5 separate regions of the Homo sapiens genome follow, and regions 2, 3, 4 and 5 are each linked to region 1. The links are chromatin contacts, found by Hi-C or POLR2A ChIA-PET in ENCODE. All regions are on one chromosome and are shown on one strand. Each heading gives the region's core, a stretch centred on a gene start or an enhancer-like site at or near the end of the contact. The rest is flanking DNA. Distances are from core to core; before and after follow the strand shown.

Region 1 (2,923 bases), core at 174-2,673:
AAACAGAGACCTGGAGAGAAGCGACTTCCTGATGTCGCCCTTTGTGTCTGTGGCAGTGGTGAGGCTCAAACCTGTCTTCTGGTTGATAAGCCAGGCCCCACCTCCCATGCCCAGACAGCAGAGGCTGCCCGAGGAGCTGCTTGTTTGTTTGCCCTGCTATTCCCAGCAACCTGCCAGCAAACTGTCTCTGCTTCTCTGCTCTGCTCTGTGCCCCAGGAGGGGACCTCTAAGGGCTGCCCATGCCTCTGACCACTGCCTGGGCTTGGCCAGCGGGAGATACCAGAATGAGAAGCAACAGTGGGAGGAGAGAGGGGCTGGGCTATTTCTCCTCTGCTTCTCCCTCTGGGACGTGTGTCTCGGAAGAGCTGCCTCCCTCTGTGACTGCGCTCCTGTGGGGCGGCCCCTCCTCCACGGCCCCCACTCCTGCTGGTCTCTGGCCATGACATCCTGCCCTGCCCTGTAGATGCGGGCTGCGGACAGCTGTCAGCTGTTCTAGTCCAGGAGTCTCCCCATCCCTTTTGGATTTCCTTAACCCTGCCTAACTCAGTCACAAGCCCCTCCATCTGTGTCTCTTCATTTGAGCCACCTGGGGGGAATTCTGTTTCCTGTGGGGACCTCGAATGATACTGGGGTGGACCCATTCTTTATTGAGGACCTACGCTGGCAGCCATCTGCCTAAAGGCACACACTGGGAGGAAGGAGTCCAGACCTCCCAGGGTAGCACACATCCCTCTGGGAGGGTCCACCATTCACCCGGCTTGCTTTCCTGGCCACTGACACCCCTCCCCAGGCCCCACCGCAAGTCTTTGTACACCACCTTAGTGGAGTCTCGTGTGTGGCCCTGTGAGGCAGGGTCTGGCTAGGCCCTCTAAGGGATGTGGAAACGGAGGCCCAGGGAGGCTGGGGCTCTTCCCTAGGGTCACCCAACTTTGCACAGCAGAGTCCAGTTCCAAATGTGGGGCTAGCTGGCTCCAGTGCTGAGCAACTTCCTCTGTGCTGTGTGGGAGGTTCGTCTTGCTCATGTAGCTCACGTAGAACACACACACACACACACACACACACACGTGCACACACAGGCACAAATGACTAAATGCTTTTAAGGAGCTGTAGGAGAGTATGGGCAGGGATGCAAGGCCAGAAGTGAGGAGGGTTAGACGTGGCAGGGAGGGCTGGGTAAATCCAGGAGGGCATTTTGGAGGAGGTCAATAAGTCCTGGAGATGATTGGAAACCGCGTGGAAGCATATAGCCAGGAACTCTCTAACCGCGCCTCGGTAGACTGGTTGCACTGAATCACCAGGTTGGGTGGGGTTTAGGGGTATGCTTTAAAATTAGACTCCCAGGCCTCATCTCTAACATATAGAATCAGAATCTCTGGGGATGCAGTCCAAGAATCTGTTTTGTTTTGCTTTGATATGCAACTAGTCGTGGGAGCCACAAACTCTTCCCACTTCCCCATTTTACGTGCTGGGGAAGTATGTAAAGGAAGTAGAGAGAGGCCTAGGGACTTGCTCAGGGTCTCACAACAACCAATTCCAAAGCCAGGGCTGGCACCCAGGCCCCTTGGTTCCCAGCTCGGTGCTCATCCGACTGCTCATTCACCCTCGGGCTTCTCAGTGGGCAGGGTGGAAACACAGCTTCCTTAGATGATGGTCTCAGCCTCCTCCTCCCCCCGCCCCAGCCACCCTGCAGCCGGTTCTCAAGATGGCAAGTGGGGGGTGGATGAAGGTGGTGGCAAAGCGAGAAAGCGCCTGGAATAACACGACATTTTGAAATGTGAATCACTGGCACTTTCTGTTTTCTCCTGTTCCCCCTCTGCACCCTCCCATTCCCGCCCCCCCCCCCCCCCCGCCGACCAGGCACTCTCTGAGCTGTAGGAACGCTAGGCCTGGACATCCACCCAGCGTGTGGAACCAGCTGGGGAAGCCACCTGCGTGCAAGAGTGGGTGGAGTCTGAGATGAGAGCAGAGACTGGGGCTCTGGGCCTACTGCTGTCCCTTCTTGCTGTGTGACTTTGGGCAAGGCACTGTACCTCTCTGGACCTCAGCACTGGGATGCTCACCATAAGGCTTGTCAATACCCTTGGGCTGCCACATGGTGGGGGTGGGGGCCCTGCAGGACCTAGTCTATCCTGAATCCCTCTTCTGCCCTCCTGTCCTGACATTCCATCGCTCGTGTTCCGGTCTTTTGAACCCTGAGTAACAGGAGCCCAGGACGGTGCTGGTGGGAGGGTGCTGGGAAAGGGGGAAGCTGGGGAGGGGGCAGTTAGGGCTGCCAAGTGGAACAGGGGCCACTCAGCCGCTGAATGAGTGTCTGGACTCCCACCCCCAGACACTTCCTCCACATTCCCTCAACTCAGGAGCTAATGATTCAAAAACAGAGGTCAGCTCCTGGCTCCATGTTGACATGCAGGTACAGGGCAGAGCAAGCCAATGGTACCCTGGACCTCAGGGGGCTTGTGCCCTCTGTGGTGTGAAAGGTCACTGGGCATTTCTTAAGTGCCTCCAGCGCCAGGGCTTCTCCTCAGGCACCAAGGAGTGAGTTGGCTCTGTGTGTGTTTGTGTCCCCATCCCCAGATCAGGCCTGACTCACCCCGTGTCCCCACAGTCCAACACAGTGCTGGGTGCACAGCAGGGGCCCCAGGGACATCCCTGCATGGAATTTGTGCTGCCTGGCCAGGACCTCGTCAGCCTCAGCAGGCAGGAGCCTTGGTCCCAAGAGGATTGCCTTTGGGCAAGGCTTTTTTTCAGGCCCTCAGTGACCACATTTCTAAAATTGTGGTAGTGGCCAGTTTCATAGGCTGAGGAGCTCTTTCTGCTCTCCCTCGCCACAGGGTCCCTCTGCCTCAGCAGGAGAGCAGGCCAGAGTGCAGAGTCTGAGTGTGAGGCAGATGTGCATACGCAGGAACTCAGACAGGGCTGGCAC
Region 2 (2,923 bases), core at 230-2,729, 820 kb after region 1:
CCTTCAGAATCAAGGCCAATCTCCTTAGCTCAGCATTGCAAAGTCAGGGTAGGTAGACTATGCTGCAGTAACAAACAGCCCTCCACATTTCAGTGACTTACACAAGTGTATTTGTCATTCAGACAAACCCACTGCCGTTCCAGTGTGGACTCCAGAGTGCTATCCCCACTGTGTTGACTCAAGATTTTGGGGTGTTTTGTTTCAGTGGCACCTCCATATGTCATATTGCCCATTTCTCTTCTGCTCAAGACAGTGAGGTTGAAACTCCAAGCCTCATTACAGAGCATTTGCTGGGCTATCTCTGAACCATTGCACAGCCTTGCCTCCTGTAGAGAAGAGGTACAACCCAAGTGTCCCACAATGGATAATTAGATAAAGATACCATGATATCTTTATCTATCTATCTATACACACACACACACATACACACACACACACACACACACACACACACAATGGAATTCCATTTAGCCATAAAAAAAAATGGAATCCTGTCATTTGAAGCAATGTGGATGAACCTGGAGGACATTAAGTTAAGTGAAATAAGTCAGGCCCAGAAAGATACATACCACACAATCTCATTCATATGCAGAATCTAAAAAGTTGATCTCGTAGAAGTAGAGAGTAGAATGGTGGTTACTAGAGACTGGAGAGGAGAGGGCGAGGAGGCATGGTGAGAGGTTGGTCAATAGGTACAAAGCTACAATCAGGTAGCAGGAATAAGTTCTGCTGTTCTATTACACAGGAGGGTGACTATGGTTACAATATTATATTGTATATTTTAGAGTAGCTAGAAGAGAGGATTGTGAATGTTCTCACCACTAAGAAATGATAATGTACGCGGTGATAGATGTACCAAATACCCTGACTTGATCATTACAGAATGTATACATGTATAAAAACATCACACTGTACCCCATGAATATGTACAATTATTGTGTCAATTTAAAAATTAAAAATAAATAAGTAAATAAAGGCATGGACAATTAACAAGAAGACACAGCCAACTCACTCCCACCTTGCCCAGCTGGAAAGTGTTGAAAGATCCTGAGATTCTGATGCCATGAGCTCAGCTGCACAGGAGGGCATGGGAGAGAGAGGCGGAAGCAAAGTGTCCGGCAACTTCCCTTTGGGCCTCATCTTCTCCACTGAAAAATGGGTAGATCTGCCTCTGGGAAGGGTCATACAACTCCAAGCAGCTGGAGTCTACCTCCCTGCAGATAGTTCCTACCCAGGGGCAGCTATGAGCCTGGCCTGTGAAGTGGAGAGAGGGAAGAAATTCTTCTTGAGGTTGGACATTCTCAGCCCATGGCCACCATGTGTCAGCTGAAGGGAAGCAAGCCAGGGAGTTCAAATAGAGAAACAGGAAGAAAGCAAACCAACCCATCTCCCTGGTTTCCCCCACGCCGCTGCAATGCACTAGAGGATGAACCAGCTCGTTCTCTTCACTTCTTTTTCTCTTGGTGGTAGCGGTAGGGCCAGAGGGTGAGTAAGCCAGAAGGTTCCCCAGTGTGGTCTCGGTTAAGGTTACTGGATACTTGCTTCAGTCCCATGGGTGATGAGTTCAGTGTCAACTCACACCTACCCCACCCCACCCCTGGAGGCCCTCTCCTGGGTTTTTCTTTCCTCTCCCAAGTTCAAGTCAAAACATGGTCAACCCCCCACACTTCCCTCACCCCTGGCCCGGCCCAACCAGCCCCTAACCAGAGCACAGGGCGCAGTCCATAACCACATCTTGCAACATGATTCACTGCGTCTGTGGAGGGACTGATGCAATTGTGGGTGAGGAGTCATTTCTACTGATGGGGAAACCACAGCAACCTGGCCAGGGGTGGGAGGGCAATCCATGGGGACCTACCCTGAGACAGGCCGCGATCAAGAACCCTCAGCGTCCCCAGAGCAACCCAGCCACACCATGACTGAGGCCAGAGAGCAGAGGCCCAGGACATGCTGTCCTCCTGCGGAGAGGCAGTAGGCTGGGGGCCGGGAGGAAGGCAGGGGTCTTGGCAAGAGAGGGACTGTTCAAAGACAGCAACTCTTCCAGGAACCCCCAGAGTGATCCATCTTTCTCTGTGAGCAACATGGACGTGTGAGGTTCTTGGAGGAGGCCAGGAAACCACAAGCAGGAAAATCGCTTTCTCTGGGTGCTGGGTCCGTGCCTGGACCAAAGATTGAAGCCACATTGCTGCTCACTGCACTACATGGGAAGCACACACACATGCCTGGAGAGCATGTACTCCCACCGCCAGAGCAGGTGCCCAGGAGACACACAGAACTGAATCTGAAATTGCAGGGGCCCAGCAGCCTACATGCTGTGGCCTGGATCAGCTGGGCACACCTGCCTTGGGTGCCTGATCTACTGTTCATTTCCAATGCCCAGCTCAGCCACCTGCCCAGTGGACCCTGCGCTTATCCCTCTGGCTATGTGAGCTCAAGCCAGCAATTTCCCCTCTCTGGACTGCCCTCTCTCTCTTCCGAACCCTAGTGCTCACTTCTGCAACTTAGCAAGGGATTATATGATGCCCCGTGACAACACTTGCTCTTTCCCTGTGTTTCTATCTTATTTCTCCATTTTCATCATAAGCTATTCTAGACAGGGCTGGGCTAGCCTCGAGAAGTTATCCCTGCCCCACCTCTACTCACTGATCTTGACGCATCTCTGCAGAGGAGGTATTTTTACCCTATTCCACTGAAGAAGAAACTTAGGCCCAGGAGGTAATAGAGCCAACAAGGACACTAGTAAGGGGCAGACTTGGAGCTAAGACTCAAATGCGCTTCAAAACCCCTGCCCAGCATTCTCTCCAAACCCCAGCCACCTAACCCAATTCCTTCATGGAGTCTCCTGGTGAAGGGCCAAAGAGATGAGGATCTCTCCAGAAGGTACCAAGCAAGATGTAAATATGAGAGAGAATAACGTCTGACC
Region 3 (2,923 bases), core at 155-2,654, 800 kb after region 1:
AGCAGGGGCCATGGAGTCCTCAAAGGGAGAAATCACTGTGGACAGCTGGCCAGAGCACAGCCTTGAAGGATGGGCTTGTCCAATGATGAATCAAGAGACCTTGGTCTGAGCCTTGTATTTTACAGGGCACCCAGGAGGTTCCCTGGGGATGGAATTTAGAAGGGTGAAGAGAGTGAAGAGGAAATGGGATGGTGTTCTAAGCAGGGAGGAAAGCATGGGCAAAGGTGTGGAAGCTAAACACTTCCTGAGCCAAAAGGGAGTCCTGTTGGGTCATACTGGGGAACACTCAGGGGAGTAATTAGAAACTGGATTGGATGAAGAAGGTAAGACCAGGCTAGGGAAGTCCCTTGAGAGAAAAGCAGAGGCTTTGGACTTGAAACTCGAGGCCAGGCATTGGCAACTATAGCCTGAGGGCCAAATCTGGCCCACTGCCTATTTTTATAAATAAAGTTTTATTGGAACAGAGCCACACTCATTCATTTGGTATCATCTATGGCTGTTTTTGAGCAACAAGAGTGGAGATGAGTAGTTGTGGCAGAGACCACATGGCCTGCAAAGCCTATAATATTTATCCTCTGGCCCTTTACAGAAAATGCTTGCTGGCCACTGCTGTAGGTGGGCACAGCCAGTCAATGAGGCTTTTCAGCAGCCACCAAGATGGTAAAGACAAGCCTAGCAGTGGCTGAAGGACAGGGTGTATTCTAAGAGGAAGGAGAAAAGTGCCTAACTTCTATTGAGTTCCTGCCCTATGATTTTCCTTCACCCACATTATCATTGTTACTTCTCCTAACCACCCTGCCCAGAAGCTGTTACTATCTCCATTTCAGAGATGAGGAAAATGGGGTCCGGAGAGGTTAAGTGACTTACTCAAGGTTACCCAGTGCTTCAGGGCAGAACTGAGATTTAATTTCAAGTCGGTCAGATTCCAAAGTCAACGTTCTTCCCACCACACCTCATTGCCTTTCAGGGCACTGAATATCCCAGGTGGGAGGGGACAGCCCCAAGTCAATGAATTGGCTACTGTGTGTCACAGCCTGCAACAGTCCAAACTGGGGAGATGGTACGTGTTTCACTTCCCTGAGAACAAATGTAGAGGCCAAGTCTGATCTGCAGAGGGGACTTCTGCCCAGGGTTCTTCCAGCAATTGCTCTCAACTTGTTCAAACATGGACTCCACCCTGTCCCCTCCACCCCATGCCTCCGGAGGCACTGGCTCTGCCAGGAATGCATATCGTTCCATCTTCCCCCAGCCTCATCTCACAGCCAGATGCTAAAGGCAGTTGGGAGATACCATCTCCCCATCTACAAAACACACACACACACACACACACACACACACACACACAAGGGTTGGAAGGCCTGCATGGTGTCACCCACAAGAGATGACCCAGTTGATTTGCAGTGAAATTGCAACACAGCCTCTGCTTCCACCCCAGCTGATCCTAAGCCCTGGAGCAGAGGGGAGCTGGCCTTGTTTCCACCCCTAGCCTGGCTCCTGTTCCTCTCGTGACTAATTCAGATCCTCATCTGACAGCCACCCATGACCACTTCATCCAGAGAGGCCCCAACAGACCTGCTTCTTGGTTTTGCGGTCAAACTGGTTCTTGAAACTTCCCCAGAGGTCCAGCAGGGTTTACTCTGTCTGTGGGGAACTGTAACTGGCTGCCCCTTGGGGTTGAGCTGGTTGAGGACTTGAGAAACCATGAGAAGGAGGTCAGGAAAGTACAACTTCTACCTGAGACCTTGGTTATCTGTATGGTGTGTAAGACAATAGGAATCCACCCAGTAGATCCCAATGGATGGGTCTGTTCCTTATCAGCTCCCCATTGGCCCAGAAGCCAGGCCAGATAAGCCTCTGACCCCAGTGTTTCTATCAGGAAATGAACACAAATATAGGCAGACAACCTCCCCAGAGTAGGTGGGAGGAACCCTGTGACCCCCTAGGCTCATTGGCTGGCTCTAACGAGCAATTGCTACACCCTCCTACTCTCTTGCCTTGGGAAACAGTTAGAGTTACCTGTCAGCTCCAGGGGAGACTAGACCCACACCTACTCATGAGCTGGGGTGTAGCTCTTCTGGATGCAGAGGGAGAGGACAGAATGAGAGACACCTGCCCATGCTACCCACCAGCCTTCCTCAGACATGGTTGCCAGCTCCTTGTCACAGCCCCACTTTGTTCTGCTGTGACCACAGTGTGTGCTCACATAGGAGAGTAGAAGGAAAAAGACCAAGAGAGGATAAGGCAAACAAGATTTCATGAGCATCTATTATGTGCCAAGCTCAAAGCTGGGCACACACAAGCATCATCATTTTTTTTCCTTATGCAGTGACACATCCATGATTTTTTAGACTCTGCGTGTGCATCATTAAGACACAGCATAACATAAACGTGAAAGGCAGCTGCAGAGACAGCCCTTCCTAGATCCCTGCTCTGCTGCTAACTATCTGCGTGGTCGCAGTTTACACATCTATCACATAGGAACTAAACAATAATAATTATTTCATACGGTAATTACAACGATTGAATGAGGTCATTTATATAAAGTACTTGGAATAATGCCTGACACATTGAGAATAAAATAGTAGTGTTAATTGTGATTTTTTTTTTATCATTACCCTCTTTTACAGCTGAGGAAATCAGACAGGGCTAGTGACCTATGTAAGGTCACACAGCTAGAAAACCGCAACACAATTAGCCAGGCATGGTGGTGCACGCCTGTGGTCCCAGCTGCACCAGAGGCTGGGGTGGGAGGATCCCTCGAGCCCGAGAGGTGGAGGCTGCAGTGAGCCATGATCTTGCCACTGCACTCCAACCTAGGTGACAGAGCGAGATCCTATCCAAAAACCAGCCAAACAAAAGAGAAATGGCAACACTGGTATTCATATCCGGGTCCATCTGATACCACTACTCCCCATTCAAAGAT
Region 4 (2,923 bases), core at 175-2,674, 650 kb after region 1:
ATGGCTGGAGCGGGGCCTGGAGTGGACACGGAGTTTTGGAAGCTCCCTAACCAATGGTTGCCTGGTTAGCACAGTACCAGAGAGTTGCCAGATTACCTGGAGAAACTTAAATGTTTGTTTTTTTTGTTATTTAAATTAATTTATATGAAAATTACTTCTAGAATTTTCCTTTTCACATTTCCCTATCATCTTGTCCTCAGCCTTTTCATAACGACTTGTAGTCATGCCCAGGAACCAGCTGGTTGCACTGTGCTGTGATATAACATGCCCGTGGTGCCCTGGGCAGTGCAGAGATCCAGACAGCTATAGGTGGCTACCAGCAGATCCACCACAGCTCTGGCCTTCCAGTTCAGACACTGAAGTCCCCTGTAAAAATGGAAACGTGAGTGGGAAGCACATAAAGTCATCATGGTCCATGCCTTCCTGAACCAACGAGAGAGAATTGATTTCTTGGATTGATAACAGGTATTTGGCTAGGCCCCAAAGTAGGGGTGGCCTCAGTTTGGGAAGCAACAAGAGGGAGGAGAATAGGACTGGGCCTTGGGGCTGCATGTGGTACAGACAGGAAGGGATTCAGACCTTCGCGGTGAGTTCAGTAGTTTAGAAGAGGCCACAGTTAGGGTGGCTGAGGGGTGAACTCTTGTTGTCATCAGTGAAAACACTCTGAGATCCAGGGACAACATACGAGCGTCTGTAGTGGGTATGTTCAGAAAAGGCTTAAAAACTGATTGAGGATCAAGAGCCCCTGCTTCCCACAAGATAAAATCCCCACTGCTCAGCCTGGCATACAAGATCCCTCTTGATCTATCTAGTGGCCTATATCTCTATCTTTATTTTTATCTGTAAAATAGCTTTTTTAAGCCCGTGATCTGAAGATATGGAAAGCATATGCATTAAATTTGCAGATGACTCAAAGCTGGAGGGGATGAGAGAATTAAGGTTCAAGATGATCTCGACAGTCAAGAATGCTGGGTCAAAAGCAACCAGATGAAATGTAGCATCAATAAATCTAATGTCTTGAATGTAGTTTCCAAAAATCAGTTGCACAAGAACAGGATGAGAGCAACCTGGCTGGACTGCAATTCACATAAAAAAAGATCAGGAGGTTTTAGTCTGCCTCAAGTTCAACGTGAGCCAGCTGAGTGATGTGGCGGGCTGGGGAGGGAAAAGAAACTTACAAAACACTCAAGCGAAAGCTTATGTTGCATTAACCCTTGGTGATGAGGGGAGAGAAAGAGATGATACTCTTTGTCATGGAGTGCGATACCCAGAAGGGATACTAACTTTAAGAACTGATCCTTACTGAGAACTCAACATGCACCAGGAAGTACATCAGTTCATAAAATCTTCACAACATCTCTACGAGGTTACAGGCCAGGAGAGCAGGGTGCAGAGGGTGGATTTGCTTGCTTGTCCTAGCTCACACAGCTAGTGGGTGGTGGATCCGTGCTCTTGACCACCCCACTCTGTTGCCTTTCTGTTAGACAACACCTTGTCTACTTTCTCTTCCCCATTTCACAGATGAGGAGACAGGACCGGAACTGTGAGGACAATCTGTCTATAGTTAGGCAGTGAGCTGACTGCAGACTCAGGCTCTCCTGGGACCCTCTTCAGTCCTCCTTCCCTCTGCCATGCTGGTTGGTTGCCATCCTGTTAGAGGGTTGAATACTTACGCTTAAAGATCTAAAGACTTCATTAAATTTCATGTGGCACTTACTCCACAATGTATCCCACCTTACCCTGCCTTATCACACATAGTATAATGCAGAAGATTTAGTTATTCCTCTGTCCTGCGGAGTCCCACTCAAGGACGACAATTACCATGGCTCATTGAACTCCAGTGAGATATTCACAGTACAGAGGACATTGAGACCCTCACGGTACGACCCTCTACTATGTGTCTCCGTTTATGTTTCTAGGTGTTTTTAAAAATGGTTTTCCAGTTAAACTGCTCATGGCCACCTCTCAGTCTTTGACTTCTTTCTAATTTGTCATAATTAACTAGGCTTTCAAATTAAACAGAACATTAATTGTGTATCTGCTATGTGCCAGGCACATTGCCAGGTCTTCCAAATATATTATCTCAGTTAAAATTATAACAACCTCGTGAGGTGGGTTACTGTTATCCTGATATCACAAAGAGAAAATTGACTGAATAGGGTGACCAACATGTGCTAATTTGCCCAGAATGGAGTGATCTCCTAGGACATGGGATTTGCGGTTTTAAAACCAGGACAGACCAGGGCAATTTGGGATTGGTTAGTCACCTTAGACACTAACTTTCCTGAGGTCACACAGCTAGAAAGTGGCTGAGCCAGGATTTAAAATCAGTTCTCCTGATACTAAATAAAATCTTGGCAGAAATGAATGTAAAGGAAGAGTAAATAATAGACTCCGGGTGACTTTCTGGCCTCTGCTCAGCGTCCTTAAAGACTTGTTTTGCTTACTTCCTTATTTTCAGTTCTATGTCAGAAAACCAGGTTCCTCCATATGTGAAACAAAGAGGAGAGTATCTACTTCCTGGGGCAGTTCTGAGCCCTGAGTGTTTAGAAAGAACTTGGCTAGCATTGCAGGGGTTCAAGAAGACTTCATTCCTTCCCTCTTCTCTGGCTTACATGGCCTGGATAGCTAAGCTGAGTTTTAGAGATGAGGAATTAATGGCACAGGGCTCAGATCTTAGAAAGCAATTCAACTGTAGTGCTGTGATGAATTTGGGGGTATCGTATGTTAAGACAGACATTGACCAACTAGGATGTGTTGGACATGGCAAGGAAAGGTGACCCCAGTGATGAGGGACCAATGAATGAAGGCCCCCAAGAAAAGAACAAAGGAACTGAGGAAGAACAGACAACGGAAGGCAGACAGGGAGGCTGAGTTCTAGCCTTTAACGTGCTGTCGTGGGAAAGAAGATACCCAAGCTGTG
Region 5 (2,923 bases), core at 286-2,785, 590 kb after region 1:
GGAGAGCGGCAGGCTGCATTTTCCTGGTGAGGCTAAGAATTGCTGCCTTCCATCTTCCTCTTTTCAAAGGAAGAGCTGGTCCTGAGGGCCCCAAGGTCCAGGGTGAGGAGGGCATGTGGCTGCTTCCTCATGACAGGAAGGACTGGGTAGTGACACAGGACACATGGGGGCAGGGGCACAAAGCGACTTCCGTGAGACCTAGCTCAGGGAGCTGGTCATATGGCCTAGCAAGGATGGCTCCTCAGGCTGGGCTCGTGGTCTCCCATCTCACTGGGTGTCTGAGACTCAGGTATTGCTGGGTGGTTGGGGGAGCTGCAGCGTTTCCTTACCCAGGGGCCATCTGAGGGGTTCAGGCTTGAGTGCTTTTGGTCCTGCATTTCCTGAGCACCTGCCAGGTGCGAGGCACCCACAACTTCATTGCTCCCACAAACTTCCTGCAGGTAGACCTCATTGCTCTACATTTCAGGTGAGAAAAACTAAGTCTCAGAGAAGTTAACTAACTGCCCAGGGTCCACAGCCAAGGGAAAGCAGAGCAGGGTGGAAACCCTAAGTCACCATCTGTGAGCTGGTGCTCACACACGTGGTGGTCCTCCACCACGCCATGTCCCTTGGCCACCTGGGGCTCATCTTTTAGAGGGAAAAGCTGTGAGCTGGGTGCTCCTCCACTACTCCATGTCCCTTGGCCACCTGGGGCTCTTCTTTTAGAGGGAAAAACAGAGGGACAGAGAGGATAAATAAACCGAGGGGCCATTTAACAAAGTGGTGAAGGGCTCTGGACCAGACTGGGTTCAAATCCTGGTTCCGCCACTCAGTAGCCAGTGGCCCCAGGTGAGTTATTTAACCTCTCTTTGCCTCGGTTTCCTCATCTGTAACATGGAGACAGTGGGTCCTAACTCAGGTGCTGCCAGGACGTTAAGAGTTGCATGCTTGGCACAGCGCCAGAAACGTGGCGAGTACTTGGTGGTCGTCAGCTGCCACTGCTGCCATGACAGGTAGACAGCATGGTAGTCAGAAGCCGGGCATCCCTTGCTCCACCCCTGACTCTCCTGCCTGCACAAGATGCAGCCCTCTCCTCTCGGAGCCCTTCTTAGAGGAAGCTTGCGGGGTGGTGTGTGTTTCTCTCACTGAGTCTGAAGCCGACCTCAACCCCAGCCTGAGCCAAATGTCACCGGAAAGGCATGGCCTGTGGTTTGCTGACGCCCCCGCCTCACCAGCCCTGGAAGCCTGCTGTGCTCTTGGGGCCCCAAAGGCAGAGGGCCTGGCTGGGCCAGCTCATGAGGTTGGAGGCTCTAGAAACCAGGCGGAAGGGACGAGGGTGGCAACCAGATTGGGTCCTCAGTGAGGGGCTGGAGAGGTGAGTGGTTAGAGCAGGTCAGGCTGTGCAGAGGGCCCAGGCCGTCTGGGGTGCTGGGCCATTTGTCCATCTTTCTGCCTACTTGTTCTTCCCTCTGCCTGGGAATTCCTCACGTGTGAGTTTCTCGCTTCTAAGGCAGCTGCCACTTACTGGTTTTCCTGCTCCTCGGCAGCCAGAGCTCAGTCACGTGACCTCAGCTCTGCTAGCAGATATGCTCACGTGGGACCTCAGCCTGCAGTCAGGCGTCTGAAGAAGCAGATGCTGTGAGACCCCCGTCCAGCAGGAGTGCCAGCTGCTGGGCCCCCTCTCCCAGGGGCAGCTGTGGGCGGGACTCAGGGTTGGCACCCGGTGCCCAGCGTCCATGGTAGAAAGTGTGCTGGCTGAGAGTACCGTGGTGACCCCATGGCCAGTCCTACAGGGTGGCTTTAGGATTGGGTCCTGGTGGTGTGGCCTTTATGTTTGGGTCTCTAGTCCTCGCAGAGACTGACCAAGGGCTCAACTGAAAATCATTTAATAAATGCCTTTTTTCCTTAAACAGATGGGATTTCTGTTGTTTCTTCTGTCCTGTGTGCCTCCCCCACTCCCTATCTAATGGATTATCTTTGGGGAAATTCAAACGGGCTTCTGAAGGACAGCTCCATGCTGTGCTTTTTGTGCCTGGCATTTATACAGATGAAATCAAGTTGAAATCAACATGGAGGGCTGCCTTGACCTGGAGGTGTGTGTGTGCCCGCATGTGCACGGGTGTAGCCACAAAATGAGGATGTGCAGCTTGAGAATGGGGTGTGAGAGAGGTGGGTGCAATCTCAATGCCTGGCCGTGAGGCAGGTGGGTTTGGGACTGAGTGTGTGAAGCCATGTTCTTCCTGTACCAACTGCTGCCTCCCCATTTCTGCATCCTGGTGCAGGGCCTTGGGCTTCTAACTCCCACCGTCTACCGGGACCTGAGCAGCACCAACCACAAGAGGGCAGACAGACAGACCACCCACAGGCTACCTCCGGGCCTCCTCTGGATGACCAACTCCTTTATGCCCAGGCCTGTGTCAAGCACTGGGTAGGGCTGGGGTAAGGCTGGGGAAAAAAAACCAGTAGGGACTCATTGCATTATAGGATTCCAGGGAGGGAAGGTACCTGTGTGACCATGCATTGTGCTTTAGCCACAGTGCTTTGCTTTCCAGTAAAATCTATTTCAGCCCAACCAAAGCCAAGCTGTTCTGGGGGGCATCTCCCCAGCCCTTCCCAAGGACTCTGCACACCAGGACCAGACAATGATCTTTGTTTCAGAGAAAGGAAACTGCAACCTGGAGGTGGGTGGTGACTTGCTCAAGATCTCCCAGTGAGTTACCCACACAGCTCCCTCTAGTCTCCAGGGTAGAGAGTTTATGTGCATATGTGCGTGAGCGTGCAGACACACACAGGCACATATGTGCACACTCAGACAATGGACTGCGTGAAGGGTCTTCACCCTCTGTCTTCCACAAGGCCTGCTGTCCCCTCTGCTGGCCTAGACACTGACCACACTCATTCTGCTGCTGCAGTCCAGAGAGTCCTGTTCTCAGGTCCTAGGGGC

Evidence for each region. A loop is a pair of places that touch in the nucleus more often than their neighbours do. ChIA-PET counts read pairs that join two places held with the same protein, here RNA polymerase II (POLR2A). Pooled maps may share reads with other maps.
Region 2: a loop to region 1 is called in a map with no recorded cell type, with 7 times the contacts of the local background. The contact joins two enhancer-like sites. A Hi-C loop is called at or near these places in 33 of 37 single-sample maps with no recorded cell type and 6 of 50 pooled maps. POLR2A ChIA-PET finds 5 or more read pairs at or near these places in 3 of 52 experiments (B cell, activated B cell and activated T-cell).
Region 3: a pooled map shows a loop between it and region 1 (8-fold over the local background). The contact joins two enhancer-like sites. A Hi-C loop is called at or near these places in 7 of 37 single-sample maps with no recorded cell type and 6 of 50 pooled maps. POLR2A ChIA-PET finds 5 or more read pairs at or near these places in 2 of 52 experiments (B cell and activated B cell).
Region 4: a map with no recorded cell type shows a loop between it and region 1 (9-fold over the local background). The contact joins two enhancer-like sites. A Hi-C loop is called at or near these places in 14 of 37 single-sample maps with no recorded cell type and 5 of 50 pooled maps.
Region 5: a loop to region 1 is called in a pooled map, with 4 times the contacts of the local background. The contact joins two enhancer-like sites. A Hi-C loop is called at or near these places in 6 of 37 single-sample maps with no recorded cell type and 4 of 50 pooled maps. POLR2A ChIA-PET finds 5 or more read pairs at or near these places in 1 of 52 experiments (OCI-LY7).

The regions. Positions count from the first base shown.
Region 1 is chr15:69,665,613-69,668,535 of GRCh38, forward strand. The region is part of intron 1 of PCAT29 (prostate cancer associated transcript 29); the gene reads left to right. Among named protein-coding and RNA genes, the nearest start is that of PCAT29, 75 kb to the left of the region's middle. RefSeq lists enhancers at 1-63, 680-1,294, 735-784, 815-864. Within about 2 kb of position 1,424, at least 11 of the 41 ENCODE cell types and tissues checked have a DNase peak (open chromatin) inside an H3K27ac peak, as active enhancers do.
Region 2 is chr15:70,485,137-70,488,059 of GRCh38, forward strand. No RefSeq gene overlaps it. Among named protein-coding and RNA genes, the nearest start is that of LINC02205, 19 kb to the right of the region's middle. RefSeq lists an enhancer at 1,601-1,660. Within about 2 kb of position 1,480, at least 8 of the 41 ENCODE cell types and tissues checked have a DNase peak (open chromatin) inside an H3K27ac peak, as active enhancers do.
Region 3 is chr15:70,461,732-70,464,654 of GRCh38, forward strand. No RefSeq gene overlaps it. Among named protein-coding and RNA genes, the nearest start is that of LINC02205, 43 kb to the right of the region's middle. RefSeq lists an enhancer at 1,122-1,201. Within about 2 kb of position 1,405, at least 6 of the 41 ENCODE cell types and tissues checked have a DNase peak (open chromatin) inside an H3K27ac peak, as active enhancers do.
Region 4 is chr15:70,318,192-70,321,114 of GRCh38, forward strand. No RefSeq gene overlaps it. Among named protein-coding and RNA genes, the nearest start is that of LINC02205, 190 kb to the right of the region's middle. Within about 2 kb of position 1,425, at least 10 of the 41 ENCODE cell types and tissues checked have a DNase peak (open chromatin) inside an H3K27ac peak, as active enhancers do.
Region 5 is chr15:70,257,621-70,260,543 of GRCh38, forward strand. No RefSeq gene overlaps it. Among named protein-coding and RNA genes, the nearest start is that of TLE3, 160 kb to the left of the region's middle. RefSeq lists enhancers at 1,306-1,395, 2,454-2,533, 2,564-2,783 and a silencer at 2,084-2,243. Within about 2 kb of position 1,536, at least 11 of the 41 ENCODE cell types and tissues checked have a DNase peak (open chromatin) inside an H3K27ac peak, as active enhancers do.